Linked DNA regions of Homo sapiens: region 1 is linked to region 2. A link is an interaction called in ENCODE POLR2A ChIA-PET data of the cell type or tissue named here. Cell type or tissue: A673. All regions are shown on one strand. Each heading gives the region's core, and the rest is flanking DNA. Links, peaks and the distances in the headings are about the cores only. Region 1 overlaps CTB-1I21.1 (a long non-coding RNA gene). Region 2 overlaps DDX46 (DEAD-box helicase 46).

Region 1 (8,340 bases), core at 148-8,147, 1.9 Mb after region 2:
CCTCAACAAAATACTAGGAAGCTGAATCCAACAACACATTAGAAAGATTATTCATCATGACCAAGTAGGATTTATCCCTGAGATGCAAGGATGATTCAACATATACAAATCAATCAATGTGATATATCATATAAACAGAATGAAGGAGAAAAATCATATGATCATTTCATTGACACTGAAAAAGCATTTGATAAAATTCAACATCCCTTCATGATAAAAACTCTCAAAACCTGGGGATAGAAGGAACATACTTCAACATAATAAAAACAACAGACCCACGCTAATATACTGAATGGGAAAAAACTGAAAGCTTTTCCTCTAAGATAAGGAACACAACAAGGGCGCCTGTTGTCACCACTGTTATTCAACATAGTGCTAGAAGTCTTAGCTAATCAGACTAGAGACATGCAAAGGAATGAAACTAGACCCCCAGCTCTCACCATATAAACAAATAGAGTCAAAATGGATTAAAGACTTAAATCTAAGACCTCAAATTATGAAACTACTATAAGAAAACATTGGGGAAAATCTCCAGGACATTGGTATGGGCAAAAATTTCTTATTACCCCACAAGTACAGGCAACCAAAGCAAAAACGGACAAATAGGATCACATCAACTTAAAAAGTTTCTGCCCAGAAAAGGATGCAATCAACAAAGAGAAGAGACAACCCACAGAATGTGAGAAAATATTTGCAAACTACTCAACTGACAAGTAATTAATAACCAGAATATATAAGAAGCTATAGGAAAAAAAATCAAATAATCTGATCAAAGATGGGCAAAAGATTTGAATAGACATTTCTCAAAAGAAGATATACAAATGGCAAACAGGCCTAGAAAAAGGGGCTCAACATTATCAATCATCAGAGAAATGCAAATCAAAACTATGATGAGATATCATCTCACCCCAGTTAAAATGGCTTATATCCAAAAGACAGGCAATAACAAATGCTGGAAAGGATGTGGGGAAAAGGGGACCCTTGTATACTCTTGGTAGGATGTAAATTAGTACAACTACTATGGGGAACAATTTGGAGATGCCTCAACAAACTAAAAATTGAGCTACCATATAATCCAGCAACTCCACTGCTGGATATATACCCAAAACAAAAGAAATCAGTATATCGACAAGATACGTGGACTCCTAGGTTTGCTGCAGCACTGTTTTCAATAGCTAAGATTTGGAAGCAACCTGAGTGTCCACCAACAGATGAATGGATAAAGAAAATGTGGTACACATATACAATGAAGTACTATTCACCCATAAAAAATAATGAGATTCAGTCATTTGCAACAATATGAACAACATAGATGGAACTGGAGATCAGTACGTTAAGTGAAATAAGCCAAGCACAGAAAGACAAATATTGCATGTTCTCGCTTATTTGTGGGATCTAAAAATCAAAACAATTGAACTCATGGACATAGAGAGCAGGAGGATGTTTACCAGAGGCTGGAAAGGGTAGTAGGAAGGGGCGGGTAAGGTGAGGATCGTTAATGGGTACAAAAAAAATAGAAAAAATAAAAAAGATCTACTATTTGATAGCACAAATAGCAACTATTATTAATAATAACTGCACATTTTTAAATAACTTAAAGAGAGTAATTAGGTTGTTTGCAACTCAATGAATAAATGCTTGAGTGGATGGATACCCCATTCTCCTTGATGTGCTTATTTTACATTGCATGCTTGTATCAAAACATTTCATGTACCCCATAAATATATATACCTACTATGTACCCACAAAAATGAATAAAAATAGATTTTTAAAAAAGACTTACTATGAAACTAAGAAAACTATCTCTTTAAAATATGGTAAGGATGAAAAATAAAACTTATTTTTTACACAAAAAATAAGTAAATAAAAGAGCATTTTGAGGAACATGGACTGTATTTACTATATTGTGGTAGGCTGAAAAAAGATCCCCCAACACTTGTATCCCCAGAACCTGTGAGTATAATATCTTACATGGCAAAAAAGATTTTAAAAATTAATTTAGTCTAAGGATATTTATATGGGAAATAATCCTGGATTATCTGAGTGTGCTCAGTTTAACCACAGAATAAAAATAGAAGAGGAAGGCAGATGGTAGGTCAGAATGATGCTATGTGAGAAGGATCTGCTGTTGCTGGCTTTGAAGTTAGAGGAAGGGGACCATGAGCCAAGAACGTGATGACCTCCACAAGCTGGGAATATCCCTCAACTTATACTTAGCAAGAATATGGATGGGGACCTCAGTCACAAACCTGTAAGGAACTGAATTCTTCCAATAACTCACATGAGCAGGAAACAGATTCTCTCCTGAGAGACTCCAAAAAGGAGCAAAGCATGCACAGACCTTGACTTTAGTCTGGTAAGACTTGTACCAAACTTCTGACATTCAGAAGTATGGAATAATAAATCTGAGTTGTTTTAAGCCACAACATTTGTGGGAATTTGCTATAGCAACAATAGAAAACTAACATACTAGAATGGAGATTTAATTTGTTAAATTCCTACAGGACAATAAAACTGTGACCTTGAAACTTATCTTTTCTGCCACACAGATACCTACATTATGCATTTGATATGTTTAGGTTTTGTGTCACCACCCAAATCTCATCTTGAATTGTAACCCACAGGTGTGGAGAGAGAGACCTGATGGGAAGTGGTTGGATCATGGGGGCAGTTTCCCTGTTGTCATGATAGTGAGTGAATTCTCACGAGATCTGATGGTTTTATAAATGGTAGTTTTTCCTGCACTCTCACATGATCTCTTTCACCTGCTTCCCCTTCTACCATGATTGTAAGTTTCCCAAGGCCTCCCAGCTACGTGGAACTGTGAGTCAATTAAACTTCTTTCCTTTGTAAATTACCCAGTCTTGGGTACTACGTTTACAGCAGTGTGAGAACAGACTAATAAAACATTTAACATCAGAGTATGACTTCATAGTTAATAGTGAATATCAAAATAAAAAACAGGTACATTATTCTAGATATTTAAATTATTGTTTAGTGAATCCATTAAACAATGTCCCAGTATGACATTGAAAGAACATTCTATTCACCTTTTTGCCTTCTTTCCAAGTTTAATTATTTTTTTTTTCTGCCAGGTGAGACTAGATGTCATTTCATTTTATAGACTATAAGTCCCATGATGGCAAACACCGTATCTTTTTCAACTGATATCTTACTTGAGTCTAACACATTGTCTGACATATTGTGGGTGCTAAATAAATGTTGAATGGATAAACAAACCTTTGCAATCTCATGTCTGAATATTTCCTGCTGTGAAATTTATGATTCAACCTCACTGAATTCCTTCCATTCCTTAAATATCAATAAACCATGCTCTCTCTCACTGTGAGACTTTTGCACTTTCTTTTTCTCTGCCTGAAACCCACATCCCCATTTTGCCTGGCTAGTGAGCAATCAATGTTAGAGCTCAGCTCAGATGTCACTTCCTCTGGGAAGCAGTGTCTGGTCACTCTCCCCTTCCCATACATCATTCTCTTTGCTCTCACAGTCTGTGTACTTACCCCTCCATAGCACTTGACGCATTATATTTTTCTGTATGTTCTCTTCTTGATAGACTAATGCAGCAAACAATAATAGTGTTTTTGCTTGTTTGTTTTTAAGGCAGGGTCTCACTCTGTTGCCCAGGCTGGAGTTCAGTGTGCGCCATCGTGGCTCACCACAGCTTCAACCTCCCTGGGCTCAGGTGATCCTCCCATCTCAGCCTCCTGAGTAGCTGGGACCACAGACCTGCACCACCACACCCAGCTATTTATTTATTTTTTTGTATTTTTAGTAAAGACAGCATTTCACCATTTTTCTCAGGCTGGTCTTCAAACTGCTGAGCAACCATAATAGTTTAATCATCAACCCTAGAGTCACACTGCCTGGCTCTACAATTGACTAGCTGTATTAATTTAGGTCATTTAATCCATGACTCCATTTTTCATATCTAAAGTAACAACAATATTAATGCAACTACTGCATAGGGCTGTTGCGAGGACTAAATGTTAAAGACTTAGGACAGAGCCTGGTATACTGCTAGCTCACAGGAAGCTTTTGCTGTTTTGTAAGTTTCCTGAACTCAGAACCACCATCTTATTCACTCTTTTCCTTAGTTTCTGATACAGAACGCCTGCCATAGAGTGAGTGTTCAGTATCCTTTGGTGACTTGAAGAGATTTGTGATCCAGTAAAGAACATCCTTCTGTGGGACCATAATTGGATATAAAAAAGCAATGTCTTTATAGTGAGATAAGCTACCCAGAGAGGCTCAACTTCAAAGGCAAGAGGGATCCTCCAACTCACCCCCACCCCAAATATCTGGAAACCAAAGTACCAGTCCTGGTGCTCCCTGGAGGGGCCTGTTGACTCAAGCCTTCTGGGACATATACCTCATTACATCACAGATGCAAGAAGCCTATTCCCCAAAAGACTGTGGATTCTCAGTAACAGCAGACCCTTTCCATCCCTACCTCCCTAAAACACATAAACGCATGTGCACACACATACACACCACTCCCTCCATCCCACCCCAAGCTTCCTGGATCAGGAAATTCTCCTGTGGTCTTTAGACGCATTATGCTGACCTGAGGAATCAGGCTTTATAATTCCAAGAGCTTGTTCAGGCCCAGGATGACTCGAAGGAGAATAAGAGTTGCCTTTTACTGAAGGAATGCAGTGCCATGTTTTCCCTCTTTGGTTATTGGGGTTCCTAGCTGAGTCATTACACCCTTTTTGGTGCACAGATTGAGAGCTTTCCTCAGCCTTTCCGCCCAGCAGGGTCCGGAAGCACCAGCCCATCCAGGAACAGCACAGAGCTGGCTGATGACTTCATCAAATTCACACTCCTGCAGGCAACTGCCTACAGCCCCCACAGAGTGAAAAGAGAACATAAATTATGTGAAAGGCACAGTCACTTTGCAGAAATTACCCTGAGCCAGCATGGAATTTGTGCATGGATAGAAACTGTGAGATTTGGTATGAATTTTTAAAGGCCCAGTCTTATCACATACTGGACCTGTGTGGGCTGCATTCAAAAGAGCTGTGCAGGAGCCTCACTGGTGATTGTCCACATCCTCCTAGTTTCCATCTGTTATTGAATAAGGTTTTACATTGTTTGCCAATGTATGCTTTTATTTTCCCTATCACTAAAGAGCAGAAAACACCAAACAAACATAAAAAAAAACTAGACAGTACATGCCTGAATTATTATTATTATTTTGCCATTGAGAAAAGCGAGCCAGAAGAGGTTACACAAAATGTGAAAGGCTATATAGCACAATAGGCACAGAGACCAAACTCTTGAGTTCCGGATTTCTAGGGACATTACAGCATATAATCCATACAACAATCTACCAGTTGGATGCTATTAACCCACTAGCAAGGAAGCACTTTTTTTTTTGCCAATTAAACATTTATTTTTTACCTGAAAACTCCACAGCTAATAAAAGAGGTGGGTGAATATTAGAATTTTTGCTTTTTTTTTTTTGGTTTGTCTGTCTTATTTATTATACCTTAAGTTCTAGGGTACATGTGCACAACGTGCAGGTTTGTTACATAGGTATACATGTGCCATGTTGGTTTGCTGCACCCATTAACTCATCATTTACACTAGGTATTTCTTCTAATGCTATCCCTCCCTCTGCCCCCTACCCCAGGACAGGCCCCAGGGTATGATGTTCCCTGCCCTGTGTCCAAGTGTTCTCATTGTTCAATTCCCACCTATGAATGAGAACATGTGGTGTTTGGTTTTCTGTTCTTGTGATGGTTTGCTCAGAATTATGGTTTCCAGCTGCATCCGTGCCCCTGCAAAGGACATGAACTCATCCTTGTTCATGCAATACTGCATAGTATTCCATGGTGTATATGTGCCACATTTCCTTAATCCAGTCTATCATTGATGGACATTTGGGTTGGTTCCAAGTCTTTGCTATTGTGAATAGTGCTGCAATAAACATACGTGTGCATGTATCTTTATAGTAGCATGATTTATAATCCTTTGGGTATATACTCAGTAATGGGGTGGCTGGGTCAAATGGTATTTCTAGTTCTAGATCCTTGAGGAATTGCCACACTGTCTTCCACAGTGGTTGAACCAGTTTACACTCCCACCAATGGTGTAAAAGTGTTCCTATTTCTCCATATCCTCTCCAGCATTCGTTGTTTCCTGACTTTTTAGCGATCACCATTCTAACTGGTGTGAGATGGCATTTCATTGTCGTTTTGATTTGCATTTCTCTGATGACCAGTGACGATGAGCATTTTTTCATGTGTCTTTTGGCTGCATAAATGTCTTCTTTTGAGAAGTGTCTGTTCATAACCTTTGCCCACTTTTTGATGGGTTTTTTTTTCTTGGAAATTTGTTTAAGTTCTTTGTAGATTCCAGATATTAGCCCTTTGTCAGATGGGTAAATTGCAAAAATTTTCTCCCATTCTGTAGGTTGCCTGTTCACTCTGATGGTAGTTTCTTTTGCTGTGCAGAAGCTCCTTAATTTAATTAGATCCCATTTGTCAATTTTGGCTTTTGTTGCCACTGCTTTTTGTGTTTTAGTCATGAAGTCTTTGCCTGAATGGTATTGCCTAGGTTTTCTTCTAGGGTTTTTATGGCTTTAGGTCTAACATTTAAGTCACTAATCCATCTTGAATTAATTTTTGTATAAGGTGTAAGGAAGGGATCCAGTTTCAGCTTTCTACATATGGCTAGCCAGTTTTCCCAGCACCATTTATTAAATAGGGAATCCTTTCCCCATTTCTTGTTTTTGTCAGGTTTGTCAAAGATCAGATGGTTGTAGATGTGTGGTGTTATTTCTGAGGCCTCTGTTCTGTTCCATTGGTCTATATATCTGTTTTTGGTACCAGTTCCATGCTGTTTTGGTTACTGTAGCCTTGTAGTATTGTTTGAAGTCAGGTAGTGTGATGCCTCCAGCTTTGTTCTTTTTGCTTAGGATTGTCTTGGCAATGCAGGCTCTTTTTTGGTTCCATATGAACTTTAAAGTAGTTTTTTCCAATTCTGTGAAGAAAGTCATTGGTAGCTTGATGGGGATGGCATTGAATCTATAAATTGCCTTGGACAGTATGGCCATTTTCATGATGTTGATTCTTCCTATCCATGAACATGGAATGTTCTTCCATTTGTTTGTGTCCTCTTTTATTTTGTTGAGCAGTGGTTTGTAGTTCTCCTTGAAGAGATCCTTCACATCCCTTGTAAGTTGGATTCGTAGGTATTTTATTCTCTTCATCTTGTGAATGGGAATTCACTCACGATTTGGCTCTCTGTTTGTCTATTATTGGTGTATAGGAATGCTTGTGATTTTTGCACATTGATTTTGTGTCCTGAGACTTTGCTGAAGTTGTTTATCAGCTTAAGGAGATTTTGAGCTGAGATGATGGGGTTTTCTAAATATACAACCATGTCATCTGCAAACAGGTACAACTTGACTTCCTCTTTTCCTAATTGAATAGCCTTTATTTATTTCTCTTGCCTGATTGCCCTGGCCAAACTTCCAACACTATGTTGAATAGGAGTGGTGAGAGAGGGCATCCCTGTCTTGTGCCAGTTTTCAAAGGGAATGCCTCCAGTTTTTGCCCATTCAGTGTGTTATTGGCTGTTGGTTTGTCATAAATAGCTCTTATTATTTTGAGATACGTTCCATCAATACCTAGTTTATTGACAGTTTTTAGCATGAAGTGCTGTTGAATTTTGTCAAAGGCCTTTTCTGCATCTATTGAGATAATCATGTGGTTTTTGTCATTGGTTCTGTTTATGTGATGGATTATGTTTATTGATTTGCATATGTTGAAACAGCCTTGCATCCCAGGGATGAAGCCGACTTGATGGTGGTGGATAAGCTTTTCAATGTGCTACTGGATTCGGTTTGCCAGTATTTTATTAAGGATTTTTGCATTGATGTTCATCAGGGATATTGGTCTAAAATTCTCTTTTTTTGTTGTGTCTCTTCCAGGCTTTGGTATCAGGATGCTGCTGGCCTCATCAAATGAGTTAGGGAGGATTCCCTCTTTTTCTATTGATTGGAATAGTTTCAGAAGGAATGGTACCTGCTCCTCTTTATACCTCTGGTAGAATTCGGCTGTGAATCCGTCTGGTCCTGGACTTTTTTTGGTTGGTAGGCTATTAATTATTGTCTCAATTTTAGAGGCTGTTATTGGTCTATTCAGAGATTCAACTTCTTCCTTGTTTAGTCTTGAGAGGGTGTATGTGTCCAGGAATTTATCCATTTTTTCTAGATTTTCTAGTTTATTTGCATAGAGTTGTTTACAGTATTCTCTGATGGTAGTTTGTATTTCTGTGGGAAGCACTCTCTTGAAAGGAATAAGACTGAAT
Region 2 (8,340 bases), core at 245-8,244:
TGCACCACCATGCCTGGCTCATTTTTGTATTTTTAGTAGAGACGGGGTTTCACCATGCTGGCCTGGCTGGTCTCAAACTCCTGACCTCATGGTCCACCCGCCTTGGTCTCCCAAAGTGCTGGGATTACAGGCATGAGCCACCGCGCCCAGCCCACTTTATTTATATTTAACATCTTTGTTATTGGTATTTTAAGTGGTTTTTGTTTTTGTTTTCTGACATTATGTGAAATGGAAGCAAGACAGAACTAGACTGCTAGATAATAGCACCATCTGTTCTGGCTTCATTTCCTTGACACCATAGCATTGTAGTCAGTACAGGGTTTAGCACTCTATCGCCCAGGCTGGAGTGCAATGGCACGATCTTGGCTTACTGCAACCTCCGCCTTCAGGTTTCACGCGATTCTTGTGCCTCAGCCTCCTGGGTAGCTGGGACCACAGGCATGTGCTACCATACCTGGCTAATTTTTGTATTTTTGGGTAGAGTTGGGGTTTCACCATGTTGGCCAGGCTAGACCTCTTACTTCTTGATTGTACTGTCTCCATTTGGAACTATTTTTAAAATCTGTAGCAGTCTTTTGCTATTTAGGACTTACATTGAGGTAAAATTCATGTAACAAAAGTTTGTCCATTTTAACCATTAAAAATGTACAGTTCAGTCCTCAGTACCTTCGTGAAACTTAAACAGGATTCAGTGAAAGCAGTGCTTAGAGAGAAATTTCTAGCTGTAAATGCCTGCATTATAAAAGATCTCCGTTAACTGCCTTTTTTGTGTTAGAGTAATCTTTTCTTTTCTTTTCTTTTTTTTTTTTTTTTTTTGAGACAAAGTCCCACTGTGTCATCTAGGCTGGAGTGCAGTGGCACAATCTCGACTCACTGCAACTCCCACCTCCTGGGTTCAAGTAATTCTCGTGCCTCAGCCTCCTGAGAAGCTAGGATTACAGGTGCCCCCCCGCCACACCTAGCTAATTTTCGTTTTTTTTTTTTTTGTGAGAGAGAGTCTTGCTCTGTTGCCCAGGCTAGAGTGCAGTGGCGCAATCTCGGCTCACTGCCAGCTCCGCCTCCCGGGTTCACGCCATTCTCCTGCCTCAGCCTCCCAAGCAGCTGGGACTACAGGCGCCCACCACCATGCCCGGCTAATTTTTTTTTTTGTATTTTTAGTAGAGACAGGATTTCACCATGTTAGCCAGGATGGTCTCGATCTCCTGACCTTGTGATCCGCCCGCCTCGGCCTCCCAAAGTGCTGGGATTACAGGCGTGAGCCACTGCGCCCGGCCAATTTTTGTATTTTTAGTAGGGATGAGGTTTCACCATGTTGGTCAGGCTGTTGTCAAACTCCTGACCTCAGGTGATCCACCTGCCTCTGCCTCCCAAAGTGTTGGGATTACAGGCATGAGCCACTGTGCCCCACCGTGTTAAAGCAATATTTTCTTGTGTGCCATTTTGATTTGCTCTTGTTTCTGGGTTTTTTGTTTTTTTTTTTTTTTGAGAGGGAGTCTAGCTCTGTCACCAGGCTGGAATGCAGCGGCGCAATTTCGGCTCACTGCAACGGCGCAATTTTGGCTCACTGCAACCTCTGCCTCCCAGGCTTAAGCGGTTCTATTGCCTCAGCCTCCCGAGTAGCTGGGACTACAGGCAAGCACCACCATGCCCAGCTACTTTTTGTATTTTTAGTAGACATGGGGTTTCACCATGTTGGCCAGGATGGTCTCAATCTCCTGACCTCATGATCTGCCTGCCTTGGCCTCCCAAAGTGCTGGGATTACAGGCAGGAGCCACCACGCCCGGCCTACTTCTTTCTTTTGCTATATGTATTTTTAGGTTTTTTTTTGTTTTTTTTTTTTTTGAGATGGAGTCTCACTCTGTTGCCCAGGCTGGAGTGCAATGGTGCTGTCTCGTCTCACTGCAACCTCCACCTCCCAGGTTCAAGGAGTTCTCCCTTGGCCTCCCTAGTAGCTGGGATTACAGATGCATGCCTGGCTAATTTTATTTTTAGTAGAGATGGAGTTTCACCACGTTGGCCAGGCTGTTCTTGAACTCCTGACCTCAGGTGAACTGCCTACCTCAGCCTCCCAAAGTGCAGGGATTACAGGCCTGGGCCACCGTGCCCAGCCAGGTATTTTCTTAGCGGTTACTCAGTGGATTGCAATTAATATCTTAATTCATAACAACGTAGTTCAATTAATGCCAACTTAGTTTTAATACTATACAAAAATTTTGCTCCTATACAGTCCCATCTATTTTTTTGTTGTTATTGACACAAAATTCCTGTATATGTTTTTCTAAGAGACAGGGTCTTGATCTGTCACTCAGGCTGGAGTGCAAAGGTGAGATTATAGTTTACTGTAGCTTCAAACTCCAGGGTTCAAGTGATCCTCTATCCTTAGCCTCCTGAACAGCTAGGACCACAGGCCTGTGCCACCATGCCTGGCTAATGAAAAAAATTTTTTTTTCTAGAGACAGGGTCTTGCTATGTTACAGTCTAGGCTTGTCTTGAACTCCTGGCTTCTCTTGTACTCCCACATCGGCCTCCCAAACCTACTCATCTTTTTTTGAGACAGAGTCTTGTTCTGTCACCTGTCCTGGAGTGCAATGACCCAGTCACAGCTCAAGCAAGCCTCCCACCTCAGCCCCCCATTTAGCTGGGACCACAGGTGTATGCCACTATGTCCAGCTAAATTTTTGTATTTTTTGTAGAGATGGGTTTTCACTATGTTGCCCAGACTGTTCTTGAACTCCTGGGCTCAAGTGATCCTCCTGCCTCAGCCTCCCAAAGTGATGGGATTACAAACGTGAGCCACCATGCTGGGCCCAGACCTGTACATCTTCATACATTCTGTATTCTTCAACATAGATTCATAATTATTTTATGTAATTTTTAAATCATACAGGAAATAAAGAGAAGCTACAAACTAAAAATAATACTGACTTTTATATTTACGTATGTAGCTATGAGTATTCTTTGTTTCCTCATTCAAGTAATCTAGGGTTCTTTCACTTCAGTCTGGAGGATTTCCTTTTGTATTTCTTGTAGGGCAGGTATACTAGCAACTAACTCAGGTTTTGTTTATCTGAGAATTTCTTAATTTCATCTTTTTTTTTTTTTTTTTTTTTTGACATGGAGTCTCGCTCTGTCGCCAGGCTGGAGTGCAATGGTGCAATCTTGGCTCACTAAAACCTCTGCCTCCTGGCAGCCTCCCAAGTAGCTGGGATTATAGGAACATGCCACCATACCCAGCTAATTTTTGTATTTTTAGTAGAGATGGGGTTTCACCATTGTTGGCCAGGATGGTCTCGATCTCCTGACCTCGTGATCCTCCTGCCTTGGCCTCCCAAAGTGTTGGGATTACAGGCGAGAGCCACCACGCCCGGCAAATACAGCTGTTATGTTTTCCGTGTTTTTCCCACTCTACCATTGAGTCATGGTAAGTTTCATACATATTTTTAAATGGCATACAAAGGATGTGTGGCCAGAACTAGGCAAACTACACTTTTTTCTTCATGTTTGTGACTATGAGAAACTGACTTAGATCTATTTGAAGTCAGGTTTAAAAATGGCATGCTTTTGTGTATCCTGAAATACTTTTGGTCTGCCAATGACCCAGTATGTTTCTAACTCAGGTGACACTGTTTCTTATTACATAGTGAAATGGGGATTGCTGACCCCTGGGTCTTCAAGCAGAGAAAACTTAAGCTGATGTGTTTCTGTAGTTGGAACTGGACAGGTCTTTGCTACTGTGTTAATTAGATCATACAGGCTGAAGACAATGATAGAGGAATGTGGCAATAAAACCTTTGGTGTACATGGAGTCAGGATTTTATTTTCTGCTTGAATACATGGGTATCATTTAAGCAAAATTAATATTTTAACTGCTTGCCTTATAAAGAGGTAAGTGAGAGACATGATTATTTGCTTTGAAAAAGAATTCTTTTCGTAATTCATTTATTAATTTAAATGCAGTGTTTGCTTAGTATGGTATAATTGATATATCAAATTTCAATTTATGTATAACTTTATCAGAACACATCTCTACTACCAAGTGATGTGAAGTGAGATATTCACTGATTCCACAGCTCCGATGTAGTTTTCCTTTCATCCAGAATGGTTCTGGTCATTTGTCTCCACTGTCAATTTACACTCAGGAAATAACGTCTAATTTTTATAATAATCTAAGCAAGTCTCCTCAGTAAAAAAGCAACTTTGTTGAAGCAAATCTTAAGAATAATCTAGAAATATAATGATAATGGCCGGGCGCGGTGGCTCACGCCTGTAATCCCAGCACTTTGGGAGGCCGAAGCGGGCGGATCACAAGGTCAAGAGTTTGAGACCAGCCTGGCCAACATAGTGAAACCCCGTCTCTACTAAATACAAAAATTAGCTGGGCATGGTGGCGGGAGCCTGTATCCCAGCTACTCGAGAGGCTGAGTACCTTGGAAACAGAAGGTAGAGGTTGCAGTGAGCTGAGATGGCGCCACTGCACTCCAGCCTGGGCAAAAACAGCGAAACTCTGTCTCAAAAAAAAGAAAAGAAAAGAAAAAGAAATATAATGATATTGAATAAGAGCTAGGGTTTGGTAATTTAAGTGATCTAAATCTTTTAGAATTTTCAGAGGTAATTAGATTTTTTAAAGGATCATTTAGTTTTTGAAACTCCGAACTCAACTAAACACTAACAGGATGAAAACAGGTGTTGCTACTGTGGAATGAGCCTAGTGTCATCTGTTTCTAGTTCTGTAATTGGAGGGACCCCACTGCCTGGCTGGCTCCTTGGAGGCTCTGTTTGGCTCAGCAGCTCCAGGCCTCCCACCAGGCAAAGGGAAGGAGAACAGGAAGGACTTACATGCCTAGTCAGCCTGTATAATTTATATAGCCTGTTCTGTGACCCTCTCTTTTTACTAGTGGAGAATCCCTTAAAAGCAGCCACAGTTGTTTTAGGACCAATGAAAGGAAATGCCCTTTTTTTCATAGCTGCTTATAAACATATGTAACCTATTACAAGAAGTTACATAAGTCAGAATTTAAACTGGTCCAAATTGTCGGGCTCTGATAAAAGTAGGAAAATTGATTTTCCAGTTAAATCTAGGTGAGAGTGTCATTTTCCTTCTTTTTAAAGTTGCACAAAAATATCAACAAGCTTCACACCAACTCATACCAAGCAACGTGTTTTCCTCCTAAATTTCATTTTTGTTGTAATTTTCAGTTTGACTTCGGTCTTGATTCTTCTTTTTCTCTTCCCTTCCAGCACTCACCTTCCCCACGTAGTTTTATAGTGTTGTGATTGGTGGCTAGTGGAGGTATAGGATTTAAATTAGATATGTTGCTATGACTTCATAGCCATACCCTTGGCCTTTTCCTTCCTGTTGTGCAACTGTTTCTGTCTCTCTTTCTAGCTCCGTCTCTGTCTCTCTCTGGGGACAGAAAAGTTACTCATTTCTAATATGGGGGGAAATTTTCTCGTTTATTATAAATCTTTCCCTCATTTGTGTTTTTTAAAAATACACGGAATGATAAAAATATAGCTCTCTACGTTGCAAACCCAGTCCTCCTTTTATTCTTAGACATTTCAATCTTTAGTCTTCTTTGATTCAGCTCTTTTTCTCTTCTCAGTGTGCAATATGGTGTCTATCTGTACTTACCTACTCACTGGCATTGTCCATTGGCTCCAGATTCTACCCAGCCTACCCTTGATGGCTCTCTAATCTCTGCCACTTCTAAACTTCTGGTTCATATTTCCATTGGCCTCATCTGTATTTCCAATTGGATGTCTGATGAGCACCTCAACTACAGCAATTTTAGAATTAAATTTCACCCATTATCACTGTCCAGAAAACACCTGTTTACCTCCTGGAATCAGTATATTCTTTTACTTCTGCCTTTTTTCACTTGCCAGCCAGCTCTTAATATCTTAATTTGTTTCTCTTTTTCACTGTTCATATCCCATCAGAAAAAATATCTTGTCCATTCTACCTCAAAAGTGTGCTCTTGTGATGGTATAAATACAATATTGTGAGAGCACTAAGGAAAAAAACACTTAACTGTGCCTTTCAGAGTCAGGAAAACTTCCTAAAAGTGGTATTTAAAAGTGAAGTTTGTGAACTACTTCCTTTTCATCCTGTTTTGATATCTTTACAAGTTTGTTTTTCTAGTCTGTAAGCTTTTAAAGAGCATGAATTTGTTATTTATATGTTAAATGTCTCACAGTATGTGAGAGGTGAGTGCTTAATGTTTATGAAATTGATAACTGTGAATGAATGTCTGCAGCCTACCTCATCTAGTCAGCTATCTTGCGGTGTTCTTTCATACTCCTTTTCCAACCACGCTACGCTTCTCTTATTCTTCAATAATTAAGCATGCTTGTCTTAACTCTGTACCATTACGCATGTAATTAATTTCCTTTGCAAAATACTCTTATGGTATCTTTCCTCCCTCCAATTGGCTAGTCCTCCTTTCATTTTAAAGATTTTGTTCAGACGAGACCCTTCTGAAACATTTGTAGACTTCAGTGAACATCATAAATGTCTAATAAATACTTACTAAATGAATAAACCAAGGAAGTTATATTTCCCTTTAGCCTTCTCTTACTATCTCCTGGACAAATCACTAATAGTCTTTTTATTCCACTCTTTTTAATCACCATACTAGGAACTCTTAACACATAATATGACCTCAGTGGTTACATTTGAAACTCTGAAAGTAATCAAAATAATAAGCAGCCATTATATAATGTGGGTAATGTTCCACCAGGCATTAAATGGCTATCTTGGCAGGCAGTACAGTGTTTCTGAAAGTCACCTACAGTGTTTCTTCCTGGACCTCCGTGATATGGGTAAACACAGTGTAAGTTTAGTAATTTGAATAATATGCTTTCCACTCAATCACTAGGTGCCAATGAACTGGCTGTGCAGAAAGCAAAGGCAGAAATCACCAGGCTCATAAAAGAAGAGCTGATCCGGCTGGTGAGTGAAAACCTTAAAGTTTCGTTTGTTTTGTTTTAATAAGTGTTTTATTGAAATATAAATACAGAGAAGTACTCAAATCATAAACATATAGTTTGATGAATTTTCACAAAGTAATAAGCATACCAGTGTAGTCACTACCCAGATCAAGAAATAAAAAACATTACTAATATCCCAGAAGTCTTCTCTGTGTCTATTCTTGTCACTATTCATCTCCCCCCAACAAAACCATACCTTGAATTTTTTTTCTTTTCTTTTCTTTTTTTTTTTTGGAGACTGAGTCTTGCATTGTCACCCAGGCTGGAGTGCAGTGGCACGATCTCGGCTCACTGCAACCTCCGCCTCCTGCGTTCAAGTGATTCTCCTGCCTCAGCCTCCTGAGTAGCTGGGATTACAGGCGCACACCACCGCATCTGGCTAATTTTTGTATTTTTAGTAGAGATGGTGTTTCACTGTGTTGGCAAGGCTGGTCTCGAACTCCTGACCTCATGATTCACCTGCCTTGGCCTCCCAAAGTGCTGGGATTACAGGCGTGAGCCGTGGCGCCCGGCCCTATATTGTGAATTTTAAAATCATAGATTAGTTTTTCCTGTTTTTGAACTCCACATAAGTGTAATCATGCGTTTGCACCTTTTGCATCTAGTTTCCTTCACTCAACATTTTGAGGAGATCGGTCCATGTTATTGCATGTAGCAATAATTCATTTTCATGGCCATATAATATTTATATGATTATACAACAATTAATTTATATTTATATATTGGATTTGGGGGCTATTCTTATTTTTGGTTTTTATGAACAACACTTCTGTGAACATTATTCCATGTGCGTTTGGTATATATTAGCATGATTTTTTCCTTGGGTATATACCTCGGAGTAGAATTGTTAATTATAGGCTAGGTATTGCTAAATAGTTTTCCAAAGAGGTTACATCAATTCACACTCAATCCAGAAGTGTAGAAAATTCCAGTTGTTCTACATATTTGCCAACACATGGTGTTGTCAGTGTCTTTAAACTTAAACAATGACTTAATTTGATTTTGGAAAAAGCCCTTTACAGACTGCCTTTCCCGAGGAGGTAGACATGTCCTTGTGTCTTTAGTGCCAGTTGCAGCTTATAAACACTCCCTACAGTGTGTACATTTCCTTTGAAAGGAAACGTTGTCTTTTATCTAAGTGTAATTCTGAGAGCTTTTCTAAAATTCCCCTCACAGAGCATTCCTTTTTTTGTTGGGGGGTGGGGGTGGTTAGAAGTTTAATGAAAAGTGGGTTCACAAAACAAGAGGGAAAAAGTAAAACAGCTGTTAAATCATGTGCTTAATACTATTTCACCAAGGAGTGGTCGAAAAGAATCTTGTGCCCATAGATGCTACCACCATTAGGTTGA

What was found. Peaks named below come from ENCODE experiments on the same cell type or tissue, not always from the same donor. Only the 100,000 strongest peaks of a DNase experiment are listed, where the experiment ranks them.
Region 1: POLR2A ChIA-PET joins it to region 2 with 14 read pairs; 1 of 35 experiments calls an interaction of 5 or more read pairs at or near these places.

What each region holds. Positions count from the first base shown.
Region 1 is chr5:136,745,855-136,754,194 of GRCh38, forward strand. CTB-1I21.1 (a long non-coding RNA gene) reads left to right here. Exons shown (of 4, transcript NR_188339.1): 2 at 7,961-8,122. Among named protein-coding and RNA genes, the nearest start is that of CTB-1I21.1, 15 kb to the left of the region's middle. In A673, for the core only: no CTCF peak of the experiment used is centred there; a DNase peak (open chromatin) is centred at 4,817.
Region 2 is chr5:134,820,068-134,828,407 of GRCh38, forward strand. It overlaps DDX46 (DEAD-box helicase 46), which reads left to right. Exons shown (of 23, transcript NM_001300860.2): 22 at 6,880-6,953. Among named protein-coding and RNA genes, the nearest start is that of C5orf24, 22 kb to the right of the region's middle. In A673, for the core only: no CTCF peak of the experiment used is centred there; DNase peaks (open chromatin) are centred at 3,184, 4,814 and 5,324; H3K4me3 peaks cover 857 bases; H3K27ac peaks cover 4,971 bases.